Regions from separate parts of the Homo sapiens genome. Here region 1 is linked to region 2. Evidence: read pairs that join two places in POLR2A ChIA-PET (ENCODE). Cell type or tissue: endothelial cell of umbilical vein. All regions are shown on one strand. Links, peaks and the distances in the headings refer to the core of each region. The heading gives the core; the rest is flanking DNA.

What was found. ChIA-PET counts read pairs that join two places held together with the same protein. Peaks named below come from ENCODE experiments on the same cell type or tissue, not always from the same donor. Only the 100,000 strongest peaks of a DNase experiment are listed, where the experiment ranks them.
Region 1: POLR2A ChIA-PET joins it to region 2 with 7 read pairs; 6 of 35 experiments call an interaction of 5 or more read pairs at or near these places.

The regions. Positions count from the first base shown.
Region 1 is chr20:3,695,526-3,698,435 of GRCh38, forward strand. SIGLEC1 (sialic acid binding Ig like lectin 1) reads right to left here. Exons shown (of 22, transcript NM_023068.4): 9 at 2,273-2,608; 10 at 1,560-1,817; 11 at 1,061-1,363. Among named protein-coding and RNA genes, the nearest start is that of ADAM33, 15 kb to the left of the region's middle. RefSeq lists an enhancer at 2,333-2,832. In endothelial cell of umbilical vein, for the core only: a CTCF peak has its summit at 859 (motif pointing left); no DNase peak of the experiment used is centred there.
Region 2 is chr20:3,875,751-3,878,660 of GRCh38, forward strand. It overlaps MAVS (mitochondrial antiviral signaling protein), which reads left to right. Exons shown (of 7, transcript NM_020746.5): 7 at 1-368. Among named protein-coding and RNA genes, the nearest start is that of PANK2-AS1, 12 kb to the right of the region's middle. In endothelial cell of umbilical vein, for the core only: no CTCF peak of the experiment used is centred there; a DNase peak (open chromatin) is centred at 1,121.

The DNA of each region.
Region 1 (2,910 bases), core at 222-2,721, 180 kb before region 2:
CAGGGAGTGAGATGGAGGGACAGCTGGAATGCTAAGCAAGAACACAGACCATGCCTGAGACCACAGCTAGCAGGGTCATGCAACTGGGGAAAAGCTCCTAAAACTCAAACCTTCAATTTCTTCCTGCGAAATAGGTATGCTAAGTAAGAAAAGATACACAGAACCAAGGCTCAAAGTAAATGTCCCAAAATTGGTGCTGTCGGTCACCGTGGTGGAAGAAACACTCATGTTCCTTTGACCTTCGCATTATGGGCATTATCTTTCCTTTTTCCTGGTTTATTTGTTTAGGGAGAATTTTTTTTTTTTTAAGACAGAGTCTCACTCTGTCATCCAGGCTAGAGTGAAGTACAATTTTGGCTCACTGCAACCTCCATCTCCCAGGTTCAAACGATTCGCCTGCCTTAGCCTCCCGAGTAACTGGGATTACAAATGCCCACCACCACACCTAGCTAATTTTTGTATTTTTAGTAGAGTGTTGGCCAGGCTGGTCTTGAACTCCTGACCTCAAGTGATCCGCCCGCCTCAGCCTCCCAAAGTGCTGGGATTACAGGCATGAGCCATGGTGCCCGGCCTGAGGGAGGATTTTTATAGAGACTATATATATACACACACACAAACACACACACACACACACACACACACGTATGTGTATATAAATAAAGAATATGAATATATTATGCATAAGAATACACATAATGTATATTTGTATGTGTATATACTCATACATAAACATATATGCATAATATAAATATACATATGTATGAGAATGTTTACTATGTAACAAAATTATATGATCACAAAACAAGTTATTTCAGAAAGTGCTCCCACCAAGCAAGCCACTCTGTGAATTGCCATTGCCTCCTAGTGGCTGCTGCAGTTATTACAGGTGAAAATATCTAGCTGGAGGCAAAGGGAGGCCTTCTGCTGGCTGGAAACTGCCCTTACCAGGACTGAAAAAGACATATTTCTGCACAAAATTCACAGCACCCAGCCCAAAGTCTGACCAGAGTAGTCCCCAGGGCATCAGAGTCTACCATATCTTCAGAAGACTGACACTCACCTCGGACCTGGAAGAAGAGTGAGGTGTTGGATGATCCAAGAACATTTGTGGCCTCACAGCGGTAGCTGCCAGAGTCCCCAAGGCCCAGTTCTCGGACCTCTAACTTCAGGGAGTTGGCCTCAGCTTTAGCCTGGAACCGACCATGGGATGGGACCTGGGGACCCAGGCTGGTGGCCAGGAGGTGCTCCCCATGGAACAAGGCCAGCAAGGCCAGGGGGCGGCTGTCCACAGTGCAGATGAACAGAGCCATGTGGCCCTGGCCCATGTCTAGGAGGGCTGACAGCTTTGGACGGTCCGGGGGATCTGCAGGAACAGAGGGAGCTGAGGCCACCCAGCCTAGCTCACCACATTACAACTGCCACACTATGTCCCCCACCTCCTGCCACACACACAGCCTAAGCCATGCTCTTTCCTCCCCAAACCCCAGCCCGGCCCCTGCTTCTCCCCAGACCACCCCTCCACCCTCCAAGTCCCCAGGCTGCCCATGCCAGTCACCCACAGAGTACACTCAGGAGCACGGGAGTGGAGAGCTGGGCACCAGCCTCAGTCAGGATGCGGCAGGCGTAAAGGGCAGCATCAGTTCTGGCCACGGGCAGCAGTGTCACGGTCTCCAGGGGACCCTGGGCCCACAGCACCCCATTTCGGAACCAGGAGAAGTTAGCAGGGCTGCCAGCAGCTTCCCGGCTCACGTTGCAAGTCAAGTTGGCTTCTGTGCCCTCCTGAAGTGTGTGTGATGGTGCAATGGCCAGGACAGTGGCTGGAGAGCAGGCGGCACAGCTTACTGACCACCCCCGGCCCCCAGGAGCCAGGGGTCCAGCCGCCCAGCCTGGAAGGAGCAGGAAGGAGGCCCCCTGGGGTGCCCACAGGGTTGGGGAGAAAAGCAAGCTAGCTCACAGGGCAGCCTAGGAGAAGTGGGCCCTGGGGACTGTGGGGGCCCTGGGCAGAGAGGGTTGCAGTACAGGGAAGGAGGACAAGGCAGCCCAACTGTCCCAGCTGGGGAGTCCTTCCTCAGAGACCAGCTGTGTTGCCTATCCCCGGCCTGAACAGAGATCATGGGAAGGAGCAGCTCCGCTCTTCCTGAATGTGGAGGAGGGCAGCGAAGGGCCCCCACTGCTGCACAGAGTGGTTTTGCCTGATTAGATCCTCCTCGGAGCAGAACAGTCCAGAGCTCCAGCCCCTGCCCCCAGGCCACCCATTCCCTGCCTGACTCACCCTGGCCATTGAAGGTGGCTGAGGTGGAGGCGTTGCCCAGGGCATTGCTGGCCTCACAGAGGTACAAGCCCTCCTCTTCCAGCAAAGGGTTGTGAATCTCCACACGCAGCAAGTTGGGGGCTTTGGTGACCTTCATGCGTGGGGAACAGCCCCCACAGGTGCTGCAGCCACCCCCTGATGGCAGGGAAGTGGCCACAACACGGTCCTTGTGGAGCAGCTGCAGCCTGGCGGGGGGGTCGCTGTCCACACGGCACAAAAGGAGGCCTCGCCGTCCAGCCCCGGCCCCAGCGGCATCAAGGTCCAGCCTGGTGGTGAATGTTGGTTGTCGAGGGGGGTCTGCAGGGAGGAAGAACATGGGCACTCATCCCACGGATGCTCCAGGGCCCCACAAGCCTGGCTAGGCTCCCAGAATACACTGGACAAAGGCAGATCCCGAAGGCTGCCCCAAGCAGCTGTGCAGACTGTGCACTGCACAAGGGCAGCCAGACCAGGGTGGGTGGAACTCAAGCTAGGCTCATGCTCCTCAAGCTAAGCTGTGCCCTGATGCCTACTGAGTCTTCCCAGAAGAAGGAGCACCATTTTCTAGCTCAGACAAAGGTGCTGTATGGGCTGGCTGCCACCTTGCATAAGTCCCATCT
Region 2 (2,910 bases), core at 111-2,610:
TGGGTGTCCTTGGCACAAGGCAGGCTAGGCTGCACCAGCTTCCTCCATCTCCGTCCTGCCTCCCCCATCCCCAGGTGCCATTCCCACACCATCTGAATCACTGATTTCCTCGCAATCAGACGCTATCTTCCAGTTAATCACTTCGCTTGTATTTAACATAAGAAAGAAAAACCCTTTCATTATCACATACAGCTGGAAATCGGCTTCTTGCAGGAGGCGTATCCAAAGGAATTGGAGAAGAGATAAACTGGTAATTGGTGAAAGAATTACTTTAATTTTTTTTCCTACTTGCTGTCATGATGATGTCCTTAGAATTGTGAGCCCGTGGACACTTCTGTACAATAAATCTGCTATTATTACTTCTAGAACTACAGTTATAATGGTCTACAATGGCCAGATGCCTGCTTGTAATGAGAAGCTACTGCAGTGAAGATCAACAGAGTCAGGGGGCTTGTCTGTGACCTCTCCTCCTTTTCCCTCCTGCCTTCTCCCTGGGGATGGGTGGGTTTCTACTTAAAGACAAGCTCCCAGCTCTCAGACAGAGAATGTATGAGAGCAAAACAGAAGTCACAGTCCTTTGGTACTTAATCTTGAAAGTGACATCCCAGCAGTTTTTTTTTTTTTTTTTTTTTTTTAAGACAAGGGCATGCTCTATCGCCCAGGTTGGAGTAGAGTGGAGTAGAATGTCTCACTGCAGCCTCAAACTCCTGGGCTCAAGCAATCCTCCCACCTCAGCCTCCTGAGTTGCTGGGACCAGAGGCACACGCTACCATGCCTGGCTAACTTTCATGATTTTTAGTAGAGATGCGGTCTCACTGTGTTGCCTATGTTAGTCTCAGACTGCTGGGCTCAAGTGATCCTCCTGGCTCAGCCTCCCAAAGTGCTAGGATTACAGGCAGGAGCCTCTGCATCCACTCCCATCACTTCTGTAAATTGCAGTCAAGGGGCAATTTACCCAGAAGTAGGAACCACTGGAAGCACCATTATAGCAGCTGCCTCTTCAGGAGGGGAATTTGATTCTGTCCTACAAAATGACATATGCATGTGTTTTTTGACCCAGCAATTCCATTTCTAGTAGTCTAAGCCAAAGATAACATTGGCAAAAATAAAGATATATGTCCAAGGCTAGTCATTATAGCCCACTGTGTAAATAGCAAAAGACTGGAAATAACTCAGACAATGTCCATCTACAGAACATTGGCAATAAACCAAGGTATATCTACATTGGAGTGCTATGCAGCTGTGAATAGAAATGAGTATCTCTATACTGCTATGGAGTGAACTCCATGATGTTTTGCTAAGAGGAAAAAAAAAGTGGAAAACTGTATATATAATATAGAATCTTTGGGCTGGGTGGTGGCTCATGCCTGTAATCCCAGCACTTTGGGAGGCCGGGGCAGGTGGATTATGTCAGGAGATCGACACCATCCTGGCCAACATGGGGAAACCCCGTCTCTACTAAAAATACAAAAAAATTAGCTGGCCATGGTGGTACGCGCCTGTAGTCCCAGCTACTCGGGAGGCTGAGGCAGGAGAATCGCTTGAACCTGGGAGGCAGAGGTTGCAGTGAGTCACGATCACAGCACTTCCAAAAAAAAAAAAAAAAAGACCTGACTCCAGTGGACTGAAACTCATCAAATAGGCTTTTAAAATCCATGAGTTGGCCAGGCGCGGTGGCTCACGCCTGTAATCCCAGTGCTTTGGGAGGCCAAGGCAGGTGGATCACGAGGTCAGGAGTTTGAGACCAGCCTGGCCAACATAGTGAAACCCCGTCTCTACTAAAAAAAAAAATACAGTCCGGGTGCGGTGGCTCATGCCTGTAATCCCAGCACTTTAGGAGGCTGAGGTGGGCGGATCACCAGGTCAGGAGATTGAGACCATCCTGGCTAACACGGTGAAACCCCGACTCTACTAAAAAAAAAAAAAAAAAAAAAAAAAAAATTAGCCAGGCATAGTGGCAGGTAGCCTGTAGTCCCAGCTACTCGGGAGGCTGAGGCAGGAGAATGGCGTGAACCTGGGAGGCGGAGCTTGCAGTGAGCCGACATAGCGTCACTGCACTCCAGCCTGGGCGACAGAGACTCTGCCTCAAAAAAACAAAACAAAACAAAACAAAAATAAGCTAGACGTGGTGGCACGCGCCTGTAGTCCCAGCTACTCAGGGGGCTGAGGAAGGAGAATCGCTTGAACCCGGGAGGTGGAGGTTGTGGCGAGCCGAGATCACGCCAGTGCACACCAGCCCCGGCAACAGTGTGAGACTCCGTCTCAAAAAAAAAAAAAAAAAAAAAAAAAACACCAGGCATGGTGGCGCACGCCTGTAATCCCAGCACTTTGAGAAGCCAAAGTGGGTGGATTCTATGAGCTCAGGAGTTCGAGACCACCCTGGGCAACATGGTGAAACCTCCTCTCTGCTAAAATAGAAAAAATTAGCTGGGCGTGGTGGCACTTGCCTGTAGTCCCAGTTACTCAGGAGGCTGAGGCAGGAGAATCGCTTGAACCCAGAAGGCGGAGGTTGCAGTGAGCCGAGATCGCACCACTGCACTCCAGCCTGGGCAACAGAGTGAGACCGTCTCAAAAAAAAAAAAAAAAAGCCACCAGTTCATGATAATACTAAAAAGAATTCATTGTTGACCTCTAGAGGATGCCCCAGGAAACCAACTCATTCTGAAAACTGGTCAGTAAAGGGAAAGAATTGATCCTGCCTTTTCTATTTGAGTAGTTCCAGCTCCTCTGGAGGCTGAGGTTGAGGTACTTCAGGATAACAAAGAGTTGATGAGGGAAGATTCTTTATAGAAATATTCCAGTTAGGCTGGGTGCGGTGGCTCACACCTATAATCCCAGCACTTTGGGAGGCCAGGCAGGTGGATCACTTGAGGTCAGGATTTCGAGACTAGACTGGCCAACATGTTGAAA